Regions from separate parts of the Homo sapiens genome. Here region 2 is linked to region 1. A link is a loop called in an ENCODE intact Hi-C map of the cell type or tissue named here. Cell type or tissue: natural killer cell. All regions are shown on one strand.

The links. A loop is a pair of places that touch in the nucleus more often than their neighbours do. Peaks named below come from ENCODE experiments on the same cell type or tissue, not always from the same donor. Only the 100,000 strongest peaks of a DNase experiment are listed, where the experiment ranks them.
Region 2: a loop joins it to region 1, with 10 times the contacts of the local background. A loop is called at or near these places in 16 of 110 quality-filtered maps.

What each region holds. Positions count from the first base shown.
Region 1 is chr22:20,602,247-20,610,246 of GRCh38, forward strand. It overlaps the pseudogene SMPD4P1. Among named protein-coding and RNA genes, the nearest start is that of MED15, 99 kb to the left of the region's middle. In natural killer cell, CTCF peaks have their summits at 4,126 (motif pointing right) and 4,325; a DNase peak (open chromatin) is centred at 4,155; H3K27ac peaks cover 1,615 bases.
Region 2 is chr22:20,737,810-20,745,809 of GRCh38, forward strand. PI4KA (phosphatidylinositol 4-kinase alpha) reads right to left here. Exons shown (of 55, transcript NM_058004.4): 30 at 6,819-6,911; 31 at 4,799-4,955; 32 at 4,419-4,546. Among named protein-coding and RNA genes, the nearest start is that of SERPIND1, 32 kb to the right of the region's middle. RefSeq lists a silencer at 7,494-7,543. In natural killer cell, CTCF peaks have their summits at 4,155 and 4,354; a DNase peak (open chromatin) is centred at 4,182.

The sequences.
Region 1 (8,000 bases):
ACTGCAGCCTGGGCTACAGAGCAAGACTCTGTCTCAAAAAAAAAAAAAAAAAAATCACCACCGAGACGCTGTTCTCCCTGGTGTGTCATCTGTGGGGTGAATGAAGGTGTGAGATACCCCGTGGTGGTTTCTGTCAGTGAATCTGTAGTTGTCATATATTTTGAATACTTCAATATCATCGAACAGTTGCTGTGTCTTTAAGCACTAGATTTTATTGAAGCTACCTTCTTCCCTTTTTAGTCCCATTTCCCCTAGATGCATCCACGACTGCAGGAACCCCCCTGCCCCCACCAGGAGCCCAAAGATAACCATGTTCCCACCTGGAGTGGCCTCCCACCTCCAATGCCATCAGGGCTGGTGCAGCTTCCCCACCTGGTCAGCAACATCATGGCCAAGGAGTAGAGGGCGTAGCCCAGGGTGAACAGCAGTGCACAGGTGAGGGGCCTGATGCAGAACAGAGAGGCCATGAAGAAAGCCAGCAGTAGCCAGGGCAGTGTCAGGTAGCTGCCTAGGAAGTGCAGGTTGAGCCTGTGGCCGCTGGCCAGCGTGGGCTCTGTGAGGTGGTAGCAACAGAAGCTGGCAAGGAAGTCATCTCAGGAACACAGAGCCGCCATCTGGTCTGCAAACTGAAGCGCAGGCAGTGGCACGGGGGCATGGGGTGGTGGCACCACAGGCCTCAGGACAGCTGCACCCCACCCCCACAGGCCACCCTGAGACTGCACCCCAGGCAGGAGCACCCAGAACCCTCTCTGAAGAGGCCAGGCCAGCCCTCCTGCCCACTCACTCTGTGTTTGATGGCAGATGACAGCCGGAAGGATGCTCAGACCAAGCTGGTAATCTCATAACTCCAGAGGGGCTGCAGCTCCGGGTCCCCCTGGTACTCAATTTCAAACCTTTGCAGCCTGTTGATGATCTAGAAACCCAGGCTATAGGGTTGGGCCAGAAAACATGGCCCTGGCCAGGTGCAGTGGCTCATGCCTGTAATCCCAGCACTCCGGGAGGCCGAGGCGGGCGGATCACAAGGTCGGGAGTTAGAGACCAGCCTGATCGATATGATGAAACCCCGTCTCTATTAAAAATACAAAAATTGGCCAGGTGCAGTGGCTCACACCTGTAATCCCAGCACTCTGGGAGGCTGAGGCAGGTGGATCACGAGGTCGGGAGATCAGGACCATCCTGGCTAACACTGCGAAACCCCGTCTCTACTAAAAAAAATACAAAAAAAAATTAGCTGGGCTTGGTGGCGGGCACCTGTAGTTCCAGCTACTCAGGAGGCTGAGGCAGGAGAATAGCGTGAACCCAGGAGGTGGAGCTTGCAGTGAGCCGAGATTGCGCCACTGCACTCCAGCCTGGGCTACAGAGCAAGACTCCGTCTCAAAAAAAAAAAAAAGTTAGCCAGGCATGGTGGCATGTGCCTGTAATCCCAGCTATTCAGGAGGCTGAGGTGGGAGAATCGCTTGAACCCAGGAGGTGGAAGTTTCAGTGAGCCAAGATCATGCCACTGCACTCCAGCCTGGGCAAGAGAGGGAAACCTTGTTTCAAAAAAAAGAAAGAAGAGAAAAGGAAACATGGCCCCTGCACACAACTCAGAAGAGCCAAGCCATCTCTGCTCACAGGGGAGGAGGGAGCTGGGGACACGTCAGGGCCCAACCCATGCACCTCTGGGACTTGGGCCTCTCACCTGGTACTGGCCCAGGGGCGTGGGGATGAGTCTGTCCTCACCCGCGATGCAGTCCGGAGCTGCTTCTTTCCATTCTCATCCTGGATGGTGTCCAAGGCAAGTGTGAGAGACTCTGCGTGAGCTGCACTTCACTGAGCTACCAGAGAGAGAGAAGCTCCTCTGCCCTCAGTGTCAAGGCAAAGGAACACCAGTCTTCACCCCACCAGCCTCTAACAGTGGCAACGAGAGCACCCGGACATGACACTCGGGGTGTGGGCCTGCCTCCCACAACACCGGGTTCATCTGCATGGGGCCTGGGACGGATGCATGCTGACCATGGGCAAAGGGGGAGTGGATCCTTCGGGGAAGGGGACCCTAACGGCCGTGGAACAGGCCCCATTGCTCATACTCGGAATATCTGGCGCAGGTACGCCAGGGCCTCCTCCAGGCACTCGTCCATCTTCTGGACGCTGTCCTGCCCCATCTCGCCCAGGTCATGGCTGAATAGGAGCCGTTGGTGTCTGTGGGGCCAAAGCCCAGCCACAACAGGAAGGAGTGGCCAGCTGGAGTCTCCACACACTGGTCCGAGATGGACCTGGCCGTGTGCTTGGCCTGCGTGATGAGCTGAGTAAGGTGCAGGACCTGCAAGGGAGGCGAGGGCAGGTCACCGGCAGGATACGCCTGTACTGCCACCCAGGCAGGCTGGCTGGGGGCCCTAAGATGGGTGCACAGCCAGATCACTGAGTGACGGGAGGAGCAGCTTCTGCTGGAGGACTTTTAAAGACTAAAGAATGATCTTCTAAATGTGAAATTTCCCAACACTGCCTTCGTTATCAGAAACAAATCAGACTTTACTGAAACGGGGAAAGGAGATGTGCGTCAACTCTCCGCCCAACCTCCCTCCCTCCCGCCAGAACACAGCACTTCCCTGCCTCTGCTCAGCCTTGTGGCTCCAGGGGTCCTGTGAAGGGGCACCGCCAACCCACTCACCAGGGTGTAAGCCTCGGGCCCGAACATCGGGTGTACTTGCAGTCCTGGCCCTCCAGGCCATAGATGTGACTCTTCACATTGAAGGAGGCATCAGTGACCACTGGTGGCCACTATGACAGGATGCTGCTGGCGAATGTGCAGGCTGTGAAGAGTCGGTGCTGGCGGTAGGGGGATGACGAGCTCCGGCTCCGGGAACAGCTGCTCGAACTGGAAGGCAGGAGACGAACCTAGCGCCCACTTCCGGGGGCACAGAGAACCTGGTTGCTGCCCACAGGTTTTCAGGATGCCTCCGAGGTATCTGGGGAGCCATGACCCAGGGGTGTCCTCCTGAGGTCCTGCCCAGCAGTGTCTCCCATGTAGCAGGTGGCCGACATGGGGAGGGCAAATGAGGGAGCTGGTGGCTCACAGAGCCCCCGACAGTGTCTGCAGGAGGGCAAACACCAGGAGGAGTGACAGAAGCCAATGTCCAACCCAGCCAAGACAAACGCATGCCAGAGACCAAGACCGCCTCCCAAGGATGCTGCCACGAGTTGCCAGGGAGAAACTGTGGTGCCATGGGCCCGCAGCTTGGTCTGTGCAGACCCCCTCTGTGGGTATACCTGCGGTCTTCCACCCAGTGCCTGGTGCCTGGTGGCTGCAGGGCAGGCAGGGTCCAGCCGGTCTCAGCCTTAACTGTGCAGTGTTATGGATGACAGCTCAGGAGACTGTTGGCAGGCAGGGAGGGCAGGACACAGGCAGGTGAGACCCAGGCCCTCTGAGGTTGCTGCATCCTTAGCAGGCCTGAGGCCCCTTTCCAAGAGGACTGAAGCCACCATGGCAGAGGCCAGCCCAGAGCCTGAGGGGGCTGAGGGAGGATCCCCCAGAGGGTCCAAAGGGGAAGGCCTCGGGCAAGGAAAGGAGAGGTCAGTGGCCACGCCAGGTGCCATGGAAGCCTGGGGGGGTCTGCTGTGAGGATCAAGCAGGAGATGAGGGGAAGGTGGCCACTGGTCTGCTCTGTGCTGGTAAGGAAGGGTTAAGGAACAGTTTGGGGGTCACCATGAAAATTTGTCTGGGCCAGAAGGGAGAGGGGACAGGTCACCCACTGCTTCCATGAGAAACCCATTCTAGGGCCTGGCGAAGTTGAGCCTAGGAAGGGCTGGTCTGTGCTCCACTCAGCAGCAGCTGGGAGAGGGCCAGGGCCAGGCTGACCCCAGCACAGGCCGCTGTCTTGGCCTCCACCCACTGGAGCAACATTTGCCCAGGGGAGCCAGTGGCATGTGAGGAGAGGGGGCCAGGGCTCACCATTTCTCAGACACACTGGGGCTGGGAGTTGCTGCTGGCAGCCTGCTTGTCAGCTGCATACCACCATGGCTGCAGGTAGCTCAGCCACACCTCCAGGACCTGTGGGGGAGGTGTGTGCTGAAGGCCCAGTGGCTGGGGCCAAATCCTCTGATGGCCTGGAACCCAGGTACCCAGGTGGCAGCTAAGTTGGCTCTTCCCACGTCCCCCAGAGGGCGCAGGAGAGACGCGCACAGCCCTGTGAGATTTGGTTCTCTCACTGCTCTTCAGAAGCCAGGGTCATGGGCGGGCTCTTCCCGGCCCACGGGACCCAGTGCTACCTGGTTGCGTAAGAGTAGAAACCTGTCTGGCACCAGACAGGTGGGATGGGGCAGGGCTTTGCTGTGCCTGAGGGTTGCCTTTGGAAACTGAAACAGAAAGAACAACGTGGCCCTCCAAGGCCCCCTCCTCTCCAAGGTCTCTGTGACAACACTTGTTCTCCTTCATCCACCCCAGGGGACCTCCCTCATTGGGGCACACAGAAGACACAGGCACACATGTGATGGGGCCGACACTCCTAGCTCTGAACAATGCGTCCAAGGGCCAGTGGCCAAAGCAATGCCGCAGGAAGAGGTAGAGTTTCTGCTGGACTAACCTCGGGACAGCGGCCTGCAGAGGAGGGGAGGGTCACCAGCCGCTTGCACAGTAAGGTGGCCCTGCTCACAGATGAGCCCGGGGTTCCCATTAGTGAGGGTTGGCTCTGCTGGGAGAGAGCACTAGGCACTTCTGAGTGGTAAGAGCTGGTTTCAGCCCCATTCTTCAGAGGAAGAAACCGAGGTTAGGGAGCATCCCGAGGACACAGCATGCAGGCGGCCAAGCCATTGCATCTCCTGCACACACCTCACCTCAGCCCCACACAAAACAGCCCACTCTGCCAGCCCCGATGGGCCTGGGAGTCAGGACCCGCCCCAACCCTTCTCCTGACGGGTGGGGAGGAGCAAGAGACGGCACCGTGATGGGGCCTTTTTGGCCAGTCTGGAGAGAGAGGCTCTGGGAGCCAGAGATCAGCCGGCAGCCCCACCAGGCTAGCTGAGAAGGCACTTGCGTAGCCCTCCAGAGGCCTCACGTGCTCTGTGAGCAGGAAGGGATTCCCCTCACCCTGCCCCCCATGCCCCGGGGAGAGGTCGCCGTGGGCAACACCGGAGGAGGGGAACGAGGAGGAGACAGCAGCGGCTGGAAGCCGCAAGGGCCACCCACTGTTTGAACTCCCCCAGCGGGCTGGTGGTGTGGGAGTGGACGAAAGGTGAGACCTGCTCTGGCTTCAGGCTGTCGGCAAAGGCGTGCAGGTGCTTCAGTGGCAGGCGCACCACCAGCATGTGCCCCTTGGTGGGCATGAACGACTCCTAGGTGGAGGAAGAGGAGTCAGGGCCTGGGAAGGGCTGCAGCACGTGGCCTCCAGGTCTGACCACAGCCCGCCCTGGGACAGCTGATCTGCCTCCACACAGGAGGCACGAGCCAGGCAAAGAGTGGGGCCACCACTGTGCCTCACACCCAGCGGGTGTGCCTTGCACTGCTTGGTCTGAACTGCGACCAGCTCGTGGTAGGGAAGTGCTTGGCCCAGCGCCCACACAGCCTACCTGGGGAGAACTCGCTGAGACAGACGCATCTGCTTCTGCACCGCTGCACACCCGCGGTGGGTGGCACAGGGCTATGGCCCGCCAGACTGTGCCCTTGGCCATTGCTGCCTATCTTGATCCTCATGGCAGGAGGAGGCCGATGTCACCCCCAAGCTCTGGATCCAGGGTCTCCCAGGGAAGATGGCTAAGGCCAGGAATTCGAGATTCGCTTGGGCAACATAGGGAGGCCCTGTCTCTACAAAAATTTTAAAAAGTTAGCTGGGCATGGTGGTGTGCACCTGTAGTCCTAGTGACTCAGGAGGCTAGGGTGGGAAGATCGCTTGAGCCCAGGTGTTCTTGGTGCAGTGAGCTAGGATCGTGCCACTGCACTCCAGCCTGGGTGACAGAGTAAGACCCTGTTCAAAAAATAAGAACCTTCACTTTTCTCCCCAATTCCTTCCATCTGCTCCTCATTCTGGACACAGCTGGATGAGGGCTCACCCTGGGAGAAGCGCTGGGCATCAATTCCTCTGTTGCCCACAGACCTGTGGTCAGGAAAACCCCAAGACAAGAGCACAGTCAAGCTAACAGGCCAAGCTTTTGATTTACAATGTACAAGCAGGATCCTGGAGACCTACACCCAAGAGGAAAGCCTTTTTGCTGGCTGTGGGCTTTCTCTGGTTGCTCAGCATTGAGAGGGCAGGGGGGAGCATCAAGAGTGGATGAGGGCAGGAGAAGGGGGCACTGAGGGTGGGCCCCTGAGTCCGAGTGGACATGCTCGCCTCTCCATGCTTACCCCCAGCCCTTTGGGCCTCAACACATCTGTGATGCTGAGACTGGTGCAGGGCCCGGCCTCTGGGTATATCCTGGGATGCTGCAGAACCCACATGGACCACTGCTCACATCACTGCCCACTCAAGTCTGCCCGTCAGGAAAATGTCCCCACAGGTCCAGGAGACACACCCCACAGATCAGTGGCTGAGGCTGGGAATGGAGGTATTTTCTTCTTCTTCTTTTTCTTTTTTTTTTTTTTTTTGAGACAGGGTCTCACTCTGTCACCCAGGCTGGAGTGCAGCAGCACAATGTCGGTTCACTGTAACCTCTGCCTCCTGGGCTCAAGGGATCCTCCCACCAAAGCCTCCCGAGTAGCGGAGACCAGAGGCACATACCAACATACCCAGATAATTTTTCTATTTTTTTGTAGAGGCAGGGGTCTCATCATGTTTCCCAGGCTGGTCTCAAACTCCTGAGCTCAAGCAATCTGCCTTCCTTGGCCTCCCAAAGTTCTGGGATTCCAAGTTTGAGCCACCGTACCTGGCTATTTTCTTCTATCTCTATCTTTAAGTATTTAGGCAATGAATTTGCATTGCTTTGGAAGGAAGGAGAAAACCAGTACCTATACGGCCCGACTAGAATGGTACTAGTGGGGTGGGAAGTTAGACCAGGGTCCTTCTCCTCCAGTCTCACCCCTGGCCCTCCCTCTGATCCTGGCCTGGGATCCTGAGCCATGACATCCTCCCTGCAGCTCACGGGAGGGGACAGCATCCACATAGGAACTGGGAACCTGCCTTCCCCTGCAGGTTCACTTACCCAACATCACCTGGTCCTTCCAGAGGGTCTGGAGGGGCCAGTGTCTGCCCCTGCCCCCAGCAGTCACATGAAAGCCTCTCAGGCTATTTTCCCACAGATTTGCTGAGCCAAACTTTTCCCTCAGCTCTGTACCCCTCCTGGGCCACATTCCCATGTGTAGTCCCTGGCCACAGTCACACCTGCTTGCTTCTCAAAGATGTGTACCCAAAGCCCCGCATTTCCCACTGGGCCCAGCCTCACAGCACCTCAGCTCACTCCTCCAGGGTCTCCCTGGTCACCTGTCCTGCCATGGGGGTTGCTAGATGCTTCCTGGACACTGCCCTGGCCCAAGCCCTCATGTCCCTCTTCTCCAGTGGCTCCTGCGGAACAGGGACGCCATCACATGCAGTGGTTGCCATCCCAACCCACCGGCACTTGGGGCCCACATGTTTTTTTCATCTTGCGCTCAAATTCCCATTCAATCACGTGTGCTCCTTCGCAGGGTGAACGGGACAGACCCCTGGCTGTGGGCACAGCTCGTCTCCCCGGGCTCTCACAGACTCACTAACTCTGTCGTCCCCGAAATCCCCCATGGGCCTGAACTCTGCTTCACTGACCTCAAATCCATCCATACGCTTGTCATTTGTGCCTAGGCAGACCACAACCTCTATGAGGTCACTACCTATTCTCATCCACCTCCACAGGTGTCTACGAGTGGCCAGGGCTCCCTAGGTGAAGGACTGACAGCCTCTGTGAGCTATAGGGCCAAGCCCCAGGTCCTCCCCAACCCCCTTGCCTCACACACAGTCTGGGTCATGGAACCTCCAAGCTGGATGACAGTTCTGAACAGGGCAGCACCCACATTACCGTAAGTCCCAGGCCTCTGTGTCTTCAGCTCCTTCCTTAGC
Region 2 (8,000 bases), 140 kb after region 1:
TAGTAGAGACAGGGTTTCTCCATATTGGTCAGGCTGGTCTCGATCTCCCGACCTCAGGTGATCCACCCGCCTCGGCCTCCCAAAGTGCTGGGATTACAGGCGTGAGCCACTGCGCCTGGCTGAGCAGCCCCTACTCTTAAGGCCCACCGAGGTCTGAGGCTGAAGCAGCATATGGAAAGGAATCCTGACCATAGCAGCACTGTGTCCTGACAGTCACAATTTGTGGTGAAACCAGGGCTTCCAGAAGACCCTGAGAGGAGGGCACACTTGTCCTCTTCTGGGAAGTGGAGAGTCCCACCAAGAGATAGTGTGTAGGCAGGTGTGTGTAGGCAGGTGTGTGCAGGCAGGTGGGCACCTGGGCCCACACAGGAGTGAGCGTGGCTAAGACTTCCCAGGATCGGGTCCCTCCTGAGCCCACAGGAGGACAGCCTCAGGGTGTGGGGGAAACTGCAACCATCAGCCTAGACCCCAAGGCCTGGGTTCAATGGACAGGAGAGTAATATACATATAATGCCCTGCTTAAGTTGGGCACACAGCAGGACCAGAGCAAGTTATCAGTTACTAGTGCAGCCCACATGCATTTATTTTGGGTCATGAATTTTAAGTATCATACAAGGATCATGAATCTTTCCCCTCTCAGTGAAATGAAGGTCCCAGACCCCTGTAAGGAGGTCAGGCTCCCCACTGTTCCCACGCTGAGATGCGAACAGCAAGTGTGACATCTCTTCATCTCCTGGGCACTATGGGACCTGGACAGGTCAGGTCCTTGTGGAGGCAGAGACAGGGAGTGAGGACCTGAATGACCACGTGCTGCTGGGGCCAGTGCCAGGTGTGAGTGTGAGTGGGTGGAGAAGCCTGACACAGGCCAAGGGACCTGAGGCCAGCTGAGCCACTGGAGATGGTAGGAGCAGGAAGTGCAAGCTGGACTCCAAAAGACCCCAAATGAAACAGTAATTTGGTTTGTATAAAAATCCCTTTAAGACACCTTTCCCAATTTTGCTTAAAATAAAAAAAAAAGGAAGTGGGGTAAAAAGCAGGAAGAACCCATACTTCCTGCCAAGACCAGCTATTGAGTAGGAGGAGGAGCCACCAGACATAAGAAAGACATCTCGGACAGGCGCGGTGGCTCACGCCTGTAATCCCAGCACTTGGGGAGGCCGAGGCAGGCGGATCACAAGGTCAGGAGATCGAGACCATCCTGGCTAACAAAGTCAGGAGACTCAGTCACAAAAAAAAAAAAAAAAAAAAGCAACTGGCTGGGCGCAGTGGCTCACGCCTAAAATCCCAACACTTTGGGAGGCCGAGGCGGGCGGATCACAAGGTCAGGAGATCGAGACCATCCTGGCTAACACAGTGAAACCCCGTCTCTACTAAAAAATACAAAAAATTAGCCGGGCGTGGTGGCAGGCGCCTGTAGTCTCAGCTACTCGGGAGGCTGAGACAGGAGAATGGCGTGAACCCGGGAGGCGGAGTGAGCCAAGATCGGGCCACTGCACTCCAGCCTGGGTGACAGAGCGAGACTCCATCTCAAAAAAAAAAAACAAAAAAAAGCAACAACAAAAAAAGTCCCAGCTACTGGGTCAGGAGGCCGAGGCAGCAGAATCACTTGAGCTCAGGAATTTGACGTCAGCCTGGGCAACATAGCAAGACTGTCTTCAGGAAAAAAAAAAAAACAAAAGAAAAAAAATAAAGACCTCCTTCTCTCTGGGAAAATATACAGCAGTCCTCCTCAACTGTCAGTTTTATTTAAATGTACAATGTCCAGTATAGAAACAAAAACTTTCAAACATTGAAGAAAAAAGATAAAAAGAAACTGACCCAAGATGACTCAAATACAAGAACAGACCAGATAACGATATAAAAATAATTACAATAAATATGCTCAAAGATTTATAAGAAATAATGGAAAGAATGCATGAAGGTAAGAGAATCTCAGCAGCAGAAAATGCAAACTATAAAAAAGAATTAAATGGCTGGGCGTGGTGGCTCATGCCTGTAATCCCAGCACTTTGGGAGGCTGAGGCAGGTGCATCACCTGCGGTCAGGAGTCCAAGACCAGCCTGGCCAACATGGTGAAACCCTGTCTGTACAAAAACACAAAAATTAGCCAGGCATGATGGCTGGTGCCTGTAATCCCACTTACTTGGGAGGCTGAGGTGGGAGAATCACTTGAACCCACGAGGCGGAGGTTGCAGTGAGCCAAGATTGTGCCACTGCACTCCTGCCTGGGCAACAGAGTGAGACCCCATCTCAAAAAAAAAAAAAAAAAAAAAAAAAGAATTAACTAGAAATCCTAGATCTGGAATTGTTTCTTTTTCTTATTTTTAAATTAAATATTTATTTTTTGTTTTGTTTTCTAGACCTGAGAATTGTATCTGAAATAAAAAATATACAAGATGGTTTTACAGCAGAATGAATAAAGCAGAAGAAAAGAACAGTGAACTGGTATACAGGTTAAAAAAAAAATTAACCAAATGAAAGAGTGAGAAAAACCCTGAAAAACTGAAAAAGACTACAGAGAATGTCGATGATCTATGGGACAATACCAAGTCACTAATATATGTGTACCTGGAATCCAAAAAGGAGAAGAGAGAGAGAATGAAGTAAAAAAAAATTAAAAAAATATTGACCTTAAGAGCCTAGGAAGTAAAAAAAAAAAAGAAAAAGAAATGACAAAGAAATACTGACCTCAAGATTTCCAAGTTTGATGAAAATCCTAAATCCCTGAAATTAAGAAGCTCAATGAATTCCAACAGGATAAATACAATGAAATTCACACACAGTCAAACAACTAAAAATGAAAGATAAGGAGAAACATCCAACAAGTAGTCAAAAGAAAAACAATAACATATACAGTCATCCTTGGTATCCTCAGGAGAACTGGTTCCAGGATGTGGAACCCATGGATATGGAGGGCCGGCTGTACTGAGAAACAAAAAGACTGTTGACTTCTCTCCAGAAACAATGCAAGCTACTAGACAATAGAAGATAATATCTGAAATGCTAAAAACAATAAAACAAAAAACTATCAACCTAGAATCCTGGGCCTAGAAAAAATAATCCATATGCATCAAAGATGAAGGTGAACTAAGATGAGAGAATTTATTTCCAGCAGACCTGCATTACTGGAACTGTTAAAGAAAATTACTTGGCAGAGGAGATCACAGGAAGACTGTAAAAGTGTGAGTGATGAAAAACATTTGGATAAATTATAATGCTGTAACAAAGCCTTGTCTTAATTTCTTTGAAAGACTTTTGATTTTTTTGAACAGAAACAACATTATAAGGTCTAATGCATATAGTAGTAAAATATGAAAACAGGACACAAGGAATTAGAGGGAGAAATTGGGTGTCATAATGGCAGTGGGTATCCACAGTGGCAATGGTATACAGCTGTCTCTGCAGAATCCTCTCCCTGGCAAGAACTATAACTGATGTGGCCACTCCAGTTGTCATTTACTGACAGCTCACTAGGATGCAGGTGCTCTTGTAATGATGTCCACCATGCAGGTGAGGAGCCCCGCCCAGGAATCAGAGCCCTGCAGGCTGAAGCGTGACTTCCACAGGCCCTTCTGCATATCTTTGATGGGAGCAGGCTGGTCAGGCTGAGAACCCAGCACTCCCCTGACTTCACAGGTGTCCCCCTGACTAGACAACCTCCCCCAGGCGCCCACTGGACCAAAATGTTTCCTAACAGCGCTCAATGGTGTGATTGATACAAACCCCACGAGGTTATAAAATAGCAGGCAAATGTGAGATATTATCATCACTGCCACCACCACCAGCCCGGAACATTTTAATTACATTTTTGGAAATATTCCAATTTTCCTGAGGGAAGAAGAAAATCAAAATCCCCCTTTTTGACCACTCATTTCAACTAATCCTAAGAAATACAGAAAGAAAACATGTCAAATTCCCTGCTACCCTGACAGTTAACAGAATCTTTGAAAAATAAAATTGTTCTTAAGCGTTTATCTAATCAGCTGAAACGTGAGTATAAACTTCCTTGTGGGCACCCCCTGCAGTAGCAACTCCAGAAATACGGATGCAGGGAAAGGGGGCTGATCCCAAGATTAGGTCAAGAAAAACATTCCCGTGGACAAACACAACTGCTCCCAATCAAATTCAAAGTTAACAGGTGTTCAAAAAGCTGGATTTCCAATTTCAGTAGAGAAATGGCTCCCCCTACCGAGGTTTTGGGAGATAACGGCTTCTAGGCACCAGTGGGATGCTGTTAACATATATTCTATTTTCTGTGACTGTCAGGTATAATAATAGAATCTGTAAGGAGACTGAGGCTTGAGAAGGTGAGGGGCTTGCCCAGTGTCTCCATGCTTGGTGGTGGCGGCACCAGGGAAGGCTCTTCCCGTCTGTTATCCCATCCCATCCTCACTGCCAACCCGAGGTCAGGGTCCTACCGGCACTTCCACTCCATCCTTGCCAGCCAGCAGCCACTCCCAGCAGGCCAGGGCCGTCTCCATGCCATGCTCATTGAACATCCGGAGGGGACCCCAGCACAGATGATGAAGGAGCTGCGGGTCACAATCTGGAACCAAACACACGTCAGTCAGAGGCCTCCAACAACAGCTGAACCCCAAAACAGCTTCCCTGGGCCAACAAGAGTTGACCAGCTGGGGCCAGTGATGGCCTTTTATTGACTTTCCACTCATGAGAGATACTCCTCTACTGGGGGAGCTCCTGCTCTTTCTCCGGCCAGTACTCCAGCTGGCTATGGGTCATCAAGGCCAGCATTCATTTAGAAACGAGCCCAGAATTCCACAGTGCTTCAGTGAGTTACCTTTACTGCTAATGAGCATTGCGGTCAGCTTGAACATGGCCTGCGTGTAGTGCTGAGGATGACTGCGGTCTAAAGCTGAATGTAGATCCTGGACCATCATTTTGTTCAGGTCAGACATCTGGCCTGTGGTGCCTGAGAACCGAATCATTCCATACACCTGCAAAAACATTCTCATCAGCAACTAAGCATATAATCCAGGCAATGTGGGTAAGGTTCTGGAAGCCACCAGACCACACTTGTGGTGGCACTGGTGGGTGCCTCGCTGCCCCAAAGTGGAGCTCATGCATGCAGAGAGACAGGCTCATTTCAATGATGCTACCACTGATCACAGCTTTTTTTTTTTTTAAAGAACAGCTCCTCTAGAAATGCATGTTGGCAGTGCCACCACTGCAGATGTTCCCCAAGGGTGGGAACCTTGTCCCTCATCATTGTACCCAGCAGTGAGCCCGGGGTCTGACCCATGGTGGGACTGCATGAATGTGAGCTGGATAAATACATTTCCTCAAACTCAATTAATGACTCAAACAACAATATCAGCCTCATTATTATTTTTTGAGAGAGGGAGTCTCGCTCTGATGCTCAGGTTGGAGTGCAGTGGCGTGATCTCGACTCAGTGCAACCTCCGCCTCCTGGGTTCAAGTGATCCTCCCACCTCAGCCTCCCAAGTAGCTGGATTACAGGCATGCGCCACCACGCCTGGCTAATTTTTCTATTTTAGTAGAGACAGGGTTTCACCATGTTGGCCAGGCTGGTCTTGAACTCCTGACCTCAAATAATCCGCCCACCTTGGCCTCCCTAAGTGCTGGGATTACAGGCGTGAGCGGCCACACCCAGCCCTCCTTACTATTATTAATAATTTTTTCTTTGAGACAGAGTCTTGCTCTGTTGCCCAGGCTGGAGTGCAGTGGTGCGATCATAGTTCACTGCATCCTCGAACTCCTGGGCTCAGGTGATCCTCCTGTCTCAGCCTCCCAAAGTGCTGGGATTACTGGCGTGAGCCACTGTGCTTGGCCAACCTATCTATTTTTAAAGACAAATATAACTTTTTTTTCCAGAGAGAAGAACATACAAGTGACAGAGTGCTAAGAAGGAGTGAACTCCCACTCAGACCAGGCCACTGATAGACTTTCAGAGTCACCAGGGAGCTTAGAAATGGCATAGACTAGGCTGGGCGCGGTGGCTCACGCCTGTAATCCCAGCAGTTTGGGAGGCCGAGGCGGGCAGATCATGAGGTCAGGAGATCAAGACCGTCCTGGCTAACACAGTGAAACCCCGTCTCCACTAAAAATACAAAAAATTAGCCGGGCGTGGTGGTGGGTGCCTGTAGTCCCAGCTACTCGGGAGGCTGAGGCAGGAGAATGGCGTGAACCCAGGAGGCAGAGCTTGCAGTGAGCCAAGATTGTGCCACTGCACTCCAGCCTGGGCAACAGAACGAGACTCTGTCTCAAAAACAAAAACAAAAACAAACAAACAAAAAGAAATGGTATAGATTAGCTTCTGAGTTTATGGAGCAGGAAATGGAGGCCCACAGATGTGATGGCACTGGTGAGGCTGGAATAAACTGTGGTGTGGTGGGTGAAAGCCCACGATGTGGAGTTGGAAGATGTGGTTCCAGACCCCACTCCACTTGTGCGACTTTGGCAAGTTACTTAATCTTGGGAACCTCCGTTTATCTATAAAACTGGAATAATAATACATACATCTTACCGAGTGCCCAAGAGCCTATGGCATGTAAGTGTTTGTTACTGCTGTAAAAAAAAGCCAAAAAAATTAAAAACCTTCATTCAGTGTAGCCAAAGTGTACACAGAGTTACCCTCTTGTGGAAAAAACAAGTAACTGGTCATTAACACTCTGGAATGTGCCAAGAATCCTCCTAAAATGTGCTCTTTAAATCCTCCTAAAATATGTTAATTCCACATCACCGGGACGCTTTGTTCATTTTCCACTAGGAAGCGGCCAACAGGCCTCAAAACAAGAGGACACGTTAAAGGCCCTAGGGCGCAAGGACAAGAGAAGCACCTCGCCCGCGTAGCGGTTGCGCAGATTCAGGGATGCCATGAAGTTGGAGTAGTCTTTCTTCACACAGGCCGGGCGCTCGCTCAGCTGAGTTGCCTACAGACAGATAACCATTATTGTAGACTATGGCAGCACTATCCTTTCCTCGTGTTTACCATGGCTAAGCCTAAACCCAATGAAGCAGTCACACTCGGGTCTGGGGGTTACTATTAATAAAAATCTTCACTGCTGGCAAGTTAATAAAGCAAAATATTTTAGAATACCCAGCAGTTTGATATGTTCCATAAGAAATTAAAAAAAAAAGTCTCTGGAAGGCAGTTTCTGCTACTGGTAAATAGGCCTTTGCAAGAAAAAGAATCACTAGATTGTGAGAGCAATGTCACCTGTGATGGAAACGCCATGAAAGCATTCACAGCCGTCTCCTTGAGAGTTGCGTGTGCAGCTTATAAATGTCACTTACAGACCGTAAAGGGGCTGAAGGGGAGAGCCAAGGCCAGCAGGCTCTTAAACATCTGCTGGCTGCTCTTCAGTCTAATGGGAAGAGACAGAAAAGGGTACACCTTGAATACAAAGGCAACCCACAGAATGGGAGAAAAATATTTGAAAACTACCGCCCACCCACTCCACCCCTCCAGCCACTCTCTCTGCTTCAGCCTCAGCCTCCCAGCCCCAGGGCCTCAGTGACCTGGCTTCCTAACCCAGGCTGGCTGCTGTGCCACACCTTTCAGTTCCTGTTCATCCACGGTCACTGCAGAGTACAGCATGCATTGAAAAGGACCTCCTTTCGCATTTCCCTTTAGCATCAGTACTAATGGGGAAAGTGAGCTTCTCAACTGTTTTGAGTTTAGAGGGATTTTTTTTTGAGGGGACATGGTGTGGAGAAAGAGGACCAGGAGAAGAAAATACAGATGTTGGGGAACATCAAAATATAAACAAGAACAAAAATACATGATTTCTCTCATGAAATTATTAAACTGGTTTATTTAAAAAAATAAATTACGTGAAACTGCTTTACATTTTCTGGAAACAATGCGGTCTTTGGCACCAAGCAGGACTGAGTTAGAGCTTGGCTCTGATACTAATCAGCTGTGAGACCTTGGGAAGTCAATGTCTCTGAGCCTCAATGTGCTCATCTGTAAAGTGGGCATAACCCTCTCACAATGTTGTTACACGTTCAACGTAATG